Regions from separate parts of the Homo sapiens genome. Here region 2 is linked to region 1. A link is a contact called in ENCODE Hi-C or POLR2A ChIA-PET data. All regions are on one chromosome and are shown on one strand. The core of a region is the stretch at or near the end of the contact, and the rest is flanking DNA. Distances in the headings are between cores, read along the strand shown.

What was found. Hi-C counts contacts between places; a loop is a spot of excess contacts on that map. ChIA-PET counts read pairs that join two places held with the same protein, here RNA polymerase II (POLR2A). Pooled maps may share reads with other maps.
Region 2: a map of colonic mucosa shows a loop between it and region 1 (2.3-fold over the local background). The contact joins two enhancer-like sites. A Hi-C loop is called at or near these places in 2 of 168 maps with a recorded cell type or tissue (colonic mucosa and right cardiac atrium), 1 of 37 single-sample maps with no recorded cell type and 2 of 50 pooled maps. POLR2A ChIA-PET finds 5 or more read pairs at or near these places in 1 of 52 experiments (activated CD8-positive, alpha-beta T cell).

What each region holds. Positions count from the first base shown.
Region 1 is chr1:27,295,572-27,302,407 of GRCh38, forward strand. It overlaps WDTC1 (WD and tetratricopeptide repeats 1), which reads left to right. Exons shown (of 16, transcript NM_001276252.2): 10 at 755-830; 11 at 1,477-1,585; 12 at 2,367-2,540; 13 at 5,655-5,890. Among named protein-coding and RNA genes, the nearest start is that of TMEM222, 23 kb to the right of the region's middle. RefSeq lists enhancers at 3,751-4,264, 5,087-5,146, 5,292-5,804, 5,805-6,318. Within about 2 kb of position 4,485, at least 24 of the 41 ENCODE cell types and tissues checked have a DNase peak (open chromatin) inside an H3K27ac peak, as active enhancers do.
Region 2 is chr1:27,640,376-27,647,211 of GRCh38, forward strand. No RefSeq gene overlaps it. Among named protein-coding and RNA genes, the nearest start is that of FGR, 8.6 kb to the left of the region's middle. RefSeq lists an enhancer at 3,807-3,906. Within about 2 kb of position 3,701, at least 3 of the 41 ENCODE cell types and tissues checked have a DNase peak (open chromatin) inside an H3K27ac peak, as active enhancers do.

The DNA of each region.
Region 1 (6,836 bases), core at 3,235-5,734:
CCTCAGCCTTCCAAGTAGCTGGGATTACAGGCACATGCCACGCCTGGCTAATTTTGTATTTTTAGTAGAGATGGGGTTTCACGATGTTGGTCAGGCTAGTCTCGAACTCCTGACCTCAGGTGATCCGCCCACCTCACCCTCCCAAATGCTGGGATTACAGGCATTAACCACTGCACCTGACCTTCTATTTTGTTTGTTTGTTTGTTTGTTTTGAGGCAGGGTCTCATTCTGTCACCCAGGCTGGAGTGCAGTGGTACAATCTCAGGTCACTGCAGCCTCGACATCCCAGGCTCAAGTGATTCCCCCACCTCAGCCTCCTGAGTAGCTGGGACCACAGGCACACGCCACCACACCTGGCTAGTTTTTGTATTTCTTGTAAAGACGGGGTTTTGCCATGTTGCCCAAGCTGGTCTCAAACTCCTGGGCTCAAGCAACCACCCTCCTGCCTCAGCCTCCTAAAGTGCTAGGATTACAGGCTACGCCACCATGCCCAGCCAAATGTGATTCTAATTAATGATAGTATTTCAAGCAGGACTTTGGGTAGATCAGATAGCCCACCCTGAATGCTAGAGCTAGGAAGATTTTCCAGCCTGAGGTTTGCTGGAAGTACCTCTTAGGATAGCTTGATTGTTCTATGCTCAACACTCACTGTGTTCCAAGACTCTAGTTCTTGAGAAACCAAGACCTGCTTACTGGTTCAACCACATCCTTACCTCACAGCTTCCATCTCTTTTTTTGCCCCCCTCAACTCTAGGTCTATTTGTTTGACTTGACTTACAAGCAGCGGCCGTACACCTTCCTCTTGCCTAGAAAATGCCACTCCTCGGGGGGTAAGTTCTCCCTTAGGGTATCTCTACTGCGGCGGTGTAGGGGAGCTTAAGTGCATGCTACACCTGCTGAGAAGCCTGCCCTTTACTCTGGACCGTGATCCTCCAAAAATAGCAGATCTCTGAAATAACCCCACCTATGCAGTAAGAAAGAGGATGACAATAGAGCAGAGATCTCTTCAAGAGCTTTGCATCACTGCCCTTTTTGCTTCCCTCTGAAAAGACAGGTTCCTTCCATGGCTTGGCTCTTGAGAACCTGAAATAGTTCCCCTCTCCTTTGTATCCTGGCCCAGTCTTCTCATTGATTTCTTCCTGGGGCCTACAGTTGATTTAGGCACCTCCTCACTCCATTCCCACCCCCAGCCCCAGCCCTAGCCCCAGCCCCAACCCTAGCCCCAGCCCCAGCCCTAGCCCCAGCCCCAGCCCCAGCTGAGTAATGCCACGGTGAAGTTGTGTCCCTCGCCAGCCAGCAGAGGGCGCACGGGCTTTTCTTTATGTCAGAACTTGCTTTCTGGGAATGGATCTTACTCTGGGAGAACAGTCCCACGATGGAACCATCAGACCCCGTGATGGAAGCTAGAGGGCTGCCAGGAAGAAATGGGTCCTCTTCCTGAGTTGTTGCTGTCACTTTCTCACTATCTCCTGCCAGAAGTCCAGAATGGCAAGATGTCCACCAACGGTGTGTCCAACGGTGTGTCCAATGGCCTGCACCTTCATAGCAATGGCTTCCGGCTGCCGGAGAGTAGGGGACATGTCAGGTGAGGCCAGCTGGCTTGTCCAGCCCTCCAAGCCCCAGTTACACTATATGGACTGGAGGGAGGGACATAACCTGTAAATCTTCCTCCTGACCCACACCCACTCATGCATCCCAGAGAGTGAGGACCAAGGCAAAGAGCCTTCTTGGAGGGTGCCTAGTGTTTCCAGTGCCCCTCTGCCTGGCAGAACACTAGTCATGGTCAGACTGTAGCTCTAGCCTGTTGGTACCAGTAACTGGGGTCAGGACTCAGGAGCTAGCTGCCTCTTAGCACTGAGCTGTCTCCAAAAAGGGGCTGCATACAAATGGGCCTCCGCATTATATTATTCCCCATCCTATAGCATATCCTTGCCTCTTTTCTCTGCCAGCCTCTGTGCTGGGCTTTGGATACAGAGGCGCTCAAATTCCCTAGCCTTGAGAGAAATAGAGTTCTCTAGACAGCGATCCACAGGAGGGACTCGGGTGGTCATAAGGTTCAGCTCAGCATGGAGGCAGGTGGTATCAGCTACTACCATGCCCAGGAGTTGAAGTACAGCTTCATTTCTGCCCTTCTTTTCACTGGCTGAGAGTATTTGGAATGGTATTTGGAATGAAATTCCAAATGGTATTCCCTATCACAGTAATAGGTAATATCCCAGACCAGGGTAGTGGTCCCCTCTTCCAGATAGCAGTCAGATCCCAGGGGCCAAGAAAATCTGGGTGGCCCTCAGGCCATGTTACAGACTCCCTGAGGGGCTGCTCTGACCTTCTTTGACTGTTCTGACTTGGCTCTATTTCCCCTGCAGCCCCCAAGTAGAGCTACCACCATACCTGGAGCGTGTGAAACAGCAAGCCAATGAGGCTTTTGCCTGCCAGCAGTGGACCCAAGCCATTCAGCTTTACAGCAAGGCTGTGCAGAGGGCCCCTCACAATGCCATGCTTTATGGAAACCGAGCAGCAGCCTACATGAAGCGCAAGTGGTGAGTGGCCACTGCAGAGGGGATCTGGGTCAGGATGAGGGAGAAAGCAGCTGGACCAAAAGGCAGGGGCCTGATGGAGCCAAGTTGCCAAGGCATCCAGGGAAAGTGGCAAGAACATATTGCTGCCTCTTAGGGCTTCTTGGCCTCTCCTCCCCACCTCCAGGCTAATGGTGGGCAGGCACCTGACCCATTAATCAGGAAGTCTCAAGCACTAAGGAAGCTCACAGTTACGTGGAACATGTTCAAAACTAGTTTCTACATGGCATATTATTATAAAGTGCTGTGGCCCCTGGGGAAGTATGAGTTGAGGACTGTTAGTCCCAACTGTTGGAGAATTGGACTTTGAAGAGCAGTGGAATCTTGCTAAGTGGAAATGAGGGGTTTGGTGAATTCAGTTGGTATGTGTCTAAAATATTCTGCAGTCCCTTGCCCCTCTAAGGCTTGCTTTCTGTGTTCTTAGACCCTTTGGACTGAGTACAAACCATATCCCAGAGATCCAAAGCTGGCTATGGGTCACGCTAGGGTATGGTGGCTGGTAATAAAGAAGTAGACCATATCTGAAAGAACTCCTCATCTTTGGAGACCATCAGGGCCCCCAGCCCTACTGCCTGCAGCACCAGCAGGCAAGCAGACATGCAGACCCCGCCCCCCCATCCCCCAGCCAGGGCCAGGACTAGAGATGGATAGAGCTGGGCCCACAGCCATTTCTGCTCCGTCTGGCATCCGTCGGCTCTGCCCAGACAGACAGGCCAGCTGGTGTGCCATCGTCTGGCTGCAACTCGGCAGGCCAGAGAGGGAAACTTAAGAAACCCACCCAAGTCAGCAGGATGGTAATGCTAGGTGGGGGTGGGGAAGATGCTGTCCCCCGGCCTTAGCTAAGGCATCAGGAGTTGGCCAAGGGCTCAGGTGGTAGCCAAACCCAGGAGATGACTGTTTTGGATGAATCGTGAGTTGATTCACCTCTCTGTCCAACAAACAGTTGGGTAGAACTCAGTGGTCCTCATCCAGGCTGTAGGCTAAGAGCTCAGCTTCACTCCTGCATTCTTGCTAAGAGAGGTTGGTGATTTCCTAATCCATATGTGCCCTCAGCATGTTCTCTGAGCTCCTACTATGTGCTAGGTACTAGGAACACAAAGTTCTATCACTCTGAGTTCCTGTGCTCCAGAGGAGCCTCTCCAGACAGTGGGTAAAGTGGTGGACATAGTTCAGCATTAAAGAGATAGGAAGCAGTGAGTCTTGTGAATGGTCAGGTAAAGGGCTGTGGGCATCAAGAAAAGTTGGGTCGCTTTAGCTGGGGAGCAGGGAAGCATCAGAAAGACATGGCGTCTGAATGGGCTTTAAGTGTAGGCAGGCTTAGACAGGAGATGAAGGAGAGGAGGGGCCTGTGGGGGAAGGACATTCCAGGGAGATGAAATGGTGTGAACAAAGGCATGGGGGTGGGGGACTGACTGAAGAGCTTGTTTGCAGAACAGCAAATCCATTTGGCTGGAGCAGAGGGTTCGGAAAGGGACTGGCAGGAGATGAGTCTGTGAGGTAGCCTGGGGCCGGCCTAGGGAGAGCTTGGAATGCAGAGCGGTGACGTTGGCCTCGATTCAGTGCATGATGGGCAGCTACTGGAGAGTTCTGAGCAGGAGAGGGATGTGCCGAGGGCTGTCCTTTCAGGGAGATTGATCTGGCAGTGAGTCTAGGAAGGGTGAGCCCTGGGGCCAGCCTGCTCTCTACCCCCATCCCCACATGCCTGCCAGTGACCCCTAGAATGTCACATTCTGTCCTGGGCCAGTCTCCCCAGGGCTGCCATCTGCTCCTGGATGCAGTGGGAGCTGTCACCCTCTGGCTCCTGGCTGGTCTCTGGTCTGGCTCTCCCCAGGAGCTCAGAGGGGCACCTTGCAGGCAGTAATTGGGTTTCCAAACAGTGCCTGCTCCTTCGTCAGAGCCACTCATCCTGACGCAGGCCACGCCATTGAAGCAGCTCTGTTTCCTGCCTGCCCCCACATGGGCTGAGCTGCTGGTTCCTGGTCTGAGCGTGGCTGTTCCGAGGACTGGGTGCTCCCTCTGAGTGCTGCAGAAGGAGGCTCAGGAAGAACCTTCCCATGTCAGGCCTGCCTTAGCCATGCCGGATTGTTGTGAGCTGTGCCCTTGGAGAAGGGGCCATTAACTCTAAGGGGTGCCTCTTACTGCTGCTTGGCACAGTTGGGTCCTAGGCCTACTCCAGCCCAGCTGAAAAAAAAAAATGGCTTCTGAAGAAGCAGTTCCTGTGGCCTGTCTGGCTCTCCAGACAAGAGGCAAGGACAGGTCTGTGGGTGCTGGGGGAGTATGCTTCCTATATTCTGGCACAGGGTGGGAAAAGGAGGGGCTTCTCTGACCTCCTTTCACTTCCTCTTTCCCCGCTTCCCCATCAAAAGCACTCCCACTTCCCTTCATCCATGCTTCAGGAGGTTGGAGAAGTGAGTGGGGACGATTTGGAGCTCCTGGTGTGCACAACCCCCCTTACCATCAGCTTCCAGAGAGCTGACTCTGCCAGACTGTCAGGCCCCATCCTCCAGCCCCAGGAGGTAGAGGCCACAGCTGCTGTGGATCAGTCAGCCAGGACAGGGGGGGGTCTGGCTGAGGGCTTGCTGCCTGCTGGTCAGACCCTGCGTCCCCAGCCTGACACTTCTGGCTTCCCCAGACCACAGAACTGTCCTTGAGGGCCCCCTGCCTTGGATGTGGCTTTGAAGGCCAGCCGGGGGTGATTTGAGAAGGTGGATGGGGGAAGAGAGAAGGAGGGCTTGGGGAGCCTGTGGTGGGCAAGATGCCAGGCCTTCTGCTGCAGAGCTGCGGGTGCCTGGGGTGAGCCAGTGTGCAGTTGCACTCTGTGCCCAGCAGAGGGCAGCCTGACACCAGCTTTTGCCACCCTCAAGACCTCAGGGTTTCCTGGCTTGCTCCTTAACCATACTCTGTCTCCTGATGGGGGAGGCCTGGGCTGAGCCAGGATTCTCTTCGTCCTCAAGTCCCCTTGCCATGAGATCTGTCAGTGGTGGGCTGGGGTGGCCACAGGAAGCAGAGGAGACTGAATGGGGACCCCTTGCTTGCCACGTGGCTCCACCTCCAAGCCGCTCTTCCCTGCCTTCCCAGGGATGGTGACCACTATGATGCCCTGAGGGACTGCCTCAAGGCCATCTCCCTAAACCCATGCCACCTGAAGGCACACTTTCGCCTGGCCCGCTGCCTCTTTGAGCTCAAGTATGTGGCTGAAGCCCTGGAGTGCCTGGACGACTTCAAAGGGAAATTTCCGGAGCAGGCCCACAGCAGCGCTTGTGATGCATTGGGCCGCGACATCACAGCTGCCCTCTTCTCTAAAAATGATGGTGGTGAGTGGGCACTGAGGAGGGGGTGCTGTTACTCTTTCTCTTTGAGATGCTGCATGACATTCTGGAGAGGTCATGGTTCTGGGATTGGAGAGGCCTGGGTTCAGATGTTGATTCAGAAACCATGCAACTTTGGGGCAGTTACTTGGTGTCTCTCTCAGAGTGTTTCCTGGTCTGAAAAGGAGGCATGCCAGCACCTCCCACTGAGCGTTTCTATTGAGGATCAGCATGTTTAAATGGCATGTTTAAAGCACCTGGGGGAGTGCCTGGTGCCCAGGATAGGAGGAAGCTGAGCTCAGTCAGGCTCCCGCTAGGCATTCACACCTGCTTAGACAGGGCCCTGGTGGTTCCACTTGGGCATCTGAGAGGCAGAAGCTGGTCATTGTGTTTGTTCCGAGTGTACAAGTGCAGCAGAGACAATAGCGCAGAGCAGTAGAAATGCCTCAGGCTTGGAATGTGGGGCCTCGGTTCCAAATGCAGCTCCACCACCTGACTGTGTGGCCTTGAAGAAAGCACAGCCTCTCTACCTACCTGCACAAAGAGCACGAAGCCCTGCCCAGCTCCCCTCAGTGTGCTGGAGAATGAACTGGGCCATCGGAGTGTGGTCTGTAAACGTGAACGGTGAGCTCATAGGAGGCAGACATGGATCTTCACCTCTCTCCTTTGCAGTTTACCAACCACGTGATAAATTAATTTGTTTAATGAATAGTTATCAGACACCTGCCATGTGCCAGGCACTGTGCTGGGTCCTGGGAATAGAGCTGTGACTAAGTCACGTGGAATTTCTGTGTTTATGGCATTTACAGTCTAGTGAAGGAACCAAGTGATAAAGGAGAAACAAAAAAGTATGACAAGTGCCATGGGGACCTGAATGGTGTGCATGCTGGGAGGGGGTGGGCTTGATGGCATTCTGGGGTTCTTCAGGAAGAAACATTTAAACTAAGATCTA
Region 2 (6,836 bases), core at 2,451-4,950, 340 kb after region 1:
CTTTGTAGAAAAATGCCAGCTAAAGCTGGGTGTGGTGGCTCATGCCTGTAATCCCAGCACTCTGGGAGGCTGAGGCGGGTGGATCACCTGAAGTCAGGAGTTCAAGATCAGCCTGGCCAACATGGTGAAACCCTGTCTCTACTAAAAATACAAAAAATTAGCCGGGAATGGTGGCAGGTGCCTGTAATCCCAGCTACTCCAGAGGCTGAGGCAGAAGAATTGCTTGAATCTGGGAGGCAGAGGTTGCAGTGAGCCGAGATTGAGGAACTGCACTCCAGTCTGGGCAACAAGAGCAAAACTCCATCTCAAAAAAAAAAAAAAAAAACCGGGCGTGGTGGTTTATGCCTGTAATCCCTGCACTTTGGGAGGTTGCGGTGGGCAGATCAACCAGAAGTCAGGAGTTCGAGACCAGCCTGGCCAACATGGCGAAACCACGTCTCTACTAAAAGTACAAAAATTAGCCAGGTGTGGTGGTGGGCGCCCATAATCCCAGCTACTCAGGAGGCTGAGGTAGGAGAATCACTTGAACCTGGAAGGCAGAGGTTGCTGTGAGTCGAGATTGTACCACTGCACTCCAGCCTGGGCAACAAGAACAAAACTCTGTCTCATAAAGAAAAAGAAAACAAGAAAAATGCCAGCTAGATGTGAGCACACAGCAAGATGGTGGCTGCCTACAGGACAAGAGAAGAGGCCTCAAAATAAAACCTACCTTGCCAGCACCTTGATCTTGGACTTCCCAGGCTCCAGAACTATAAGAAAAAGAAAGAAAGAAAGAAAATGCCCACTAATAAATATAGAGGGAATGTGAGAACTGGAAAAACTCCATTTAAAAAATTTTTATTTTTATTTTTTGAGATGGAGTCTCACTCTTTCACCCAGGCTGGAGCGCAGTGGTGCGATCTTAGCTAACTGCAACCTCCACGCCCCTCCCCCAACCCCAGGTTTAAGTGATTCTCATGCTTCAGCCTCCTAAGTAGCTGGGACTACAGGTGCCCGCCACTATGCCTGGCTAATTTTTGTATTTTTAGTAGAGATGGGTTTCACCATGTTGGCCAGGTTAGTCTCATACTGCTGGTCTCAAGTGATCCACCTGCCTCAGCCTCCCAAAGGGCTGGGATTGCAGGCATGAGCCACCGTGCCCAGCCAGGAAAAACTCCATTTTGTAATCCCAATTACATCACTGATTTAAGGAATCATCAATGGTTGATTGATGGTGGTGTCTCACCACCTGTAGTCCCAGCACTTTGGGAGGCCAAGGCAGGCGGATCACTTGAGGTCAGGAGTTCAAGACCGGCCTGGCCAATGTGGCAAAACCCTGTCTCTACTAAAAATACAAAAATTAGTGGGACGTTGTAGCATGCACCTGTAGTCCCAGCTACTCAGGAGGTTGGGGCTGGAGAATTGCTTGAACCCGGGAGGTGAAGGTTGCAGTGAGCCAAGATCATGCCACCGCACTTCAGCCTGAGTGACAGAACAAGACTCTGTCTCAAAAAATAAATAAATAAATAAAAATAAAGAATCATCAGTGATGTCCAGCAGGGTCAGTTCCTGGTGAGGGCTGTCTCCCTGACTTGCAATGGCCACCTTCTCACTGTGTCCTCGCATGGCAGAGAGAGAGCAAGCTCTTTGATGTCTCTTAATTTTTTTAAATTTAAGACTGTGTCTCGCTCTGTCACCCAGGCTGGAGTACAGTGATATGATCACAGCTCACTGCAGCCTTGACCTCTTGGGCTATAGCGATCCTCCCACCTCAGCCTCCCGAGTAGCTAGAACCATAGGAATGTACAACTACACCCGGCTAACTGTTCATTTTTTTGTAGAGACAGAGTCTCAGCATGTTGCCCAGGCTGGTCTGGAACTCCTGGGCTCAAGTGAACCTCCTGCCTCCCAAAGTGCTGGGATAACAGGGGTGAGACACCATGCCAAGCCTGGTGTCCCTTTTTATAAGGACACTAACCCTATCAGATCGGGGTCCTACCCGTATGATTTCATTTAACCTTAATTACTTCCAGAAAGGCCTCGTCTCCAAGTATAGTCACATTAGGGGTTAGGAATCCAACATATGAATTTGGGAAAGACAAAATTCAATCCATCACAGATGCTAAAACCCCTAGGTGAAAAGTTTTAAAGAAGACCATGTTCTCGGCCGGGCGCGGTGGCTCACGCTTGTAATCCCAGCACTTTGGGAGGCCGAGGCGGGCGGATCACGAGGTCAGGAGATCGAGACCATCCTGGCTAACACGGTGAAACCCCGTCTCTACTAAAAATACAAAAAAAATTAGCCGGGCGTGATGGTGGGCGCCTGTAGTCCCAGCTACTCGGGAGGCTGAGGCAGGAGAATGGCGTGAACCCTGGAGGCGGAGCTTGCAGTGAGCCGAGATTGCGCCACTGCACTCCTGCCTGGGCCACAGAGCGAGACTCCGTCTCAAAAAAAAAAAAAAAAAAAAAAAAAAAAAGAAGACCATGTTCTCACAGTGTGAAAGGAGCCCCACACAGATGATTTGGTATTTGCAAAGAGGATCACTCTTTTTCAATGAAGAGATCTGGTGGACGCCCCATAACCGTGCTTCCTATGTATGTATATACCATCACTATGAATAATTCTTTTTTTTTGGCCGGGTGTGGTGGTTCATGTCTGTAATCCTAGCACTTTGGGAGGTGGAGGCAGGTGGATCACAGAGGTCAGGAGTTTGAGACCAGCCTGGCCAACATGGTGAAACCCCATCTCTACTAAAAATACAAAAGATTAGCCAGGCATGGTGGCGGGTACCTGTAATCCCAGCTACTCGGGAGGCTGAGGCAGGAAAATCGCTTGAACCCGGGAGGCGGATGTTGCAGTGAGCCGAAATCACTGCACTCCAGCCTGGGCGACAGAGCAAGACTCTGTCTCAAAAATAAATAAATAAATAAATAAATAAATATTGCCATAAGAAAGTCAGTAGTAGAGGGTGACTGTTTTGTATTATAAGGGACTTCAAAGAGACATCACCACCAAATGTAATGCATAAACCTTGGTTGATTTCTTTGGTAAAAAGACCCAACTATCATTGTGCATATTAGTTGATGTGTTTTTCTCTCTCCTTCCTTGACTTTGGGCTCCACTAGGTTTCGTCGCTTTAACTTAGCATAGTTCAACCAGCATCTTGCAGCGTCTGGCACCCACTAGGTGCTTAATAAAGACCGACTGAGAAAACAGGAATGAAGGAAGGACAAAACTTTGCCTAGTGGAGAGGGATGACGTCTCAGAGGATTCTGAAGGACAAACAGGTTGCCCACAGGTGAAATCTCTGATTCAGCCTCCCACTCAGTGGCTCTAGTGCCAGACATGACACTCATTTTTGGGGAACCCAAACAGCAGAACTCTGACCAGCGGGTGGAGACTCGAGCAGGGAGGATTTCAGCTCAGGAGCAGGAAGAACTACAGCCGTGGGAATAGCTCAGCAGCAGAATAGCTGGTCTCGGGAGGTACCAAGGTGAGCATGCAGAGGGGACTCACACGGACTGACCTCATGCACAGGCAGGGAATGCACCTGCATGGTGACCCCGACCACAAGTCCCACCACCAAGCCTTTGCCCAAAGGTCCTCCCACCTGGCAGCCTCTCTGTCCCCTTTTTTGCCCAGGCTTAGCCTCCGAGAGAGCGGTATTTTCTCCCTTCTCTAAGCCCTGAGCACTTCTTCTCTGCACCACCAGGGGTCCTGTGGCACGATGTGCCTTTTTCGGGCAGGCATCTCTGCCTGGATAAGAAGCAAGGCCTCTGACAGGTTGTGCGAACTTGACCAAGTGTCTGCCTCTCTCTGGGCCCCTGTTTCCTTTTTTGTACAAGGATAAGGTGGGACAAGATGCCCCAAGAAGCCTGTTTAACCTTCAAATGTCTTTCTTGGAGTCTGGTCCTCTAGTCCTCTATGGCATTGGGGACTCCTAGGGGACAGGGACGATACTGGCTGAGGCCCCTGCCAGGACCCCCCAGGAACAGACCCAGCTTATCACCCCACAGTGTGGACATGCTGTGGTGATACTCTCACCTCCATTCTTGCTAAAGGCAGCGTGGCTCAAATTTAGGACCCACAAGTTACTGGCTGTGTGATCTTAGGCAAATGTCTTAACAACTCTGGGCTTTAGTTTCCACACCGATAAAACTAGAACAGTAATATCTGATTATCAGGATGAGGAGTAAAGGAAATGATGGCTTCGAAAGTATCTTGTACATAGCGGGTATACAAAAAGCTGTCAGGAGCCAGGGAGGGAGGTCTGATGAGGAGTTTTGGAATCTCTCCCATCACCACCCCAGATTCTAGTCTCTTCATCATCACAAGCTGCTTTATGCAGAGAGAGATACTAAATACCACATGTCTAGATCTAGAGTAGGCCTGGCACATAGTAGGTGCTCAATACATATTTGTCAAATGACAGATAAATCCTATAACCAATATCTTACTTGAGCCTTGAAGCAAACTGGTAAGGGGCAAGACAAGGGTACAGTTATTATCTCTGCTTCAAAGGTGAAGCCACTGTAGCTCAGAGAGGGAAAGTGACTTACCTAAGGTAACACAGCAGAGTTGGGCTTGGAACCCAGTTCCCTTCAGCTGTAGAACCCATAATAATGTCCCTCATCCATGCAGCCACTTTATAGACAGATTGCTAGGCTCTGCCTACGCTCACTCTCACATAAGGGAGTATCCCAGGGGGTGGTGCTTTGCCAAACACAAAGCAGGGCAGGCAGGCCAACTGGCCTGTCCCAGGGGCCCCACTCTGCTCCCTGATGACCCAGAGCCTGTGCTGGGTCACTGTGCTCCTTGGCTGGAGGCAGCTTGGCCTTGGCCTAGCAGACCCATGGAGCCACAGGACAGGTATCTTAGTGCAGCACGATGGGGAACCTGGGCCAAGTACGGCGGCTGAGCCTGTGGGACTACCTCTTGGGGCTGACCCACCCCAGGGGGCTCACAACAAGTCAACCTGGCAGGTCAGGAGTGTGCCATCCCCCAGGGCCTGGGTGCCCCCAACTTTCAGTGACTGCTGCCATATTTACGGTCAGTGAGACTCTTATTCTGGGGGTGGGAGGAGGGTTTCTAGAGTGGGTGGACTCTACCTGCCTGGAGTGCAGTGAGGAAGCCAGTGGGGTCATCACACAGCCCCCTCCCACCAGGAGTGCTGACGCATCCCTACACTGACGTCCAGGAGCCATCTGAGGCCTACGAGGACATGAGAACAAGCAGGGACCAGAGTGAGGACCACCGTAGTGCACTCTGGGGAGGCCGTGGAGTCCATCCTTCCCTCAGGGCAGGACAGAGCATTATAGAGGGGCTGGAGGTGATGGAATGGCGATTTTCACTGGGGGTGGGAGTGAGGGCTGGGGTATTAAAGTGGAGTGCAGAGTATTCGAATGGGTGCTGGAATATTTCAAGGGGATTGGAATATTTAAAGTTGGAGCAAAAATTTCAAGTTGAGGCTGGACTTTAAGAGTGGAGTGGAGGTTTGCCATAGGGGCTGGAGAACTTCCGCGACGATCAGAGTATTGCACAGTGGGGGCTAAAGAGTTTCACAAAGGCTGGGTTATTTCAGGCATATTATGGGGAGTGGGAGAGGACCTAGAGTATTTCAGTGAGACGCTGGAATCTTCCAGGGTAGGCTGGTATATTTCAGAGGTGAGTGAGAAAGGTGTATGCCCTTGGAGGCTGCCCAGGGAGCCCCCTTCAGCCCTGAGTCTGCAGGTCAAGGATCCTGGGGGTCCCTGGGAGTCTAGTCTTCTGCTTTCTCCTGTCCACCAGGGCAGGTCAGGACTGAGCCCTCCAGCTCCGCCACAGCAGTCCTTCTGCATGTGCCAAAATGTGACACCAGGGATCATGGCCTTGGGGATGTCTGCTGTTTATTTCCAAGTCAGTGGCACTAAGGAGCAGCCAGTCCCAGGGCACCCAATGCAGAGCATCCTGCTTGAGCTTTGGGGCTTCCAGGTAAGGACCAGGTCAACCTGGCCATCCCTCTGCCTGCAGGGAAGTCTCCCTTCCCTCCCCCGGAGCTCTCTCCCAAGAGTGGGACTCCCAGATGAAGTAGGGAGCATTCCTGGGCACAGAACCTTCTGCTTCCAGGGGTGTCTTTGCAGTCTACTTCCATCTCTCCTGCTTTGATGGGAGGCTTGTTAATTTCCTGAGTATGGGCGCTCTGTTGGGCTTTGTCTCAGTGGCTCCTGGACCTCCCGTAACTTGTGAGATCTGAGGACCTTGGGGGCCAGGAGTGCTTGATACTAGAAAGGGTGTCAGTGGGTGATGGAGGGAAGAGATTAGTGCCAGTTCTGGGTGACATCAACCCCCCAGGGGACAATTCCTATCCATTACACCAGGCACTGCTTTAGCTACTTACTGGGCTCTCGCTTTGACAAGCACCAGCGGAACTATGCCAACTTCACCAGCTGCTGTTCACACCACAACACATTCCACCTTCCCTAGAGTGAGTGGCCCCAGGGGCTAACTTGACATAGGCTAGAACCCCTGACACGCTCCCTTCCAGAGCACCAACTCTGTGCCTCCTGTATCCACACGCCCCAGCCACGCCCCAGCTGCGCAATGAGGTGGCACAATGCTGTGGTTCCTCAGTCAGTGTCAGGTGTGGGGCCAGGACCTCCCCCCGAATTGGGCTGTGTCCCCATCAGCCTGGAGACTGTCCCCTCACCGGCCAGGTGACTCAAGCTCCCTGGGAGTCAAGGCAATCTGGGAGTGGGGGCTCTCAGTGGTCCCCTAAGCCTTATCAGTATGAGAGGAGGGAACACAAAATTGTCCCTCTGAGACAGGAGGCCAGTTTGGCTTGGCATATGCTCAGGCCTGGAGTTCCTACCAGAGGAGC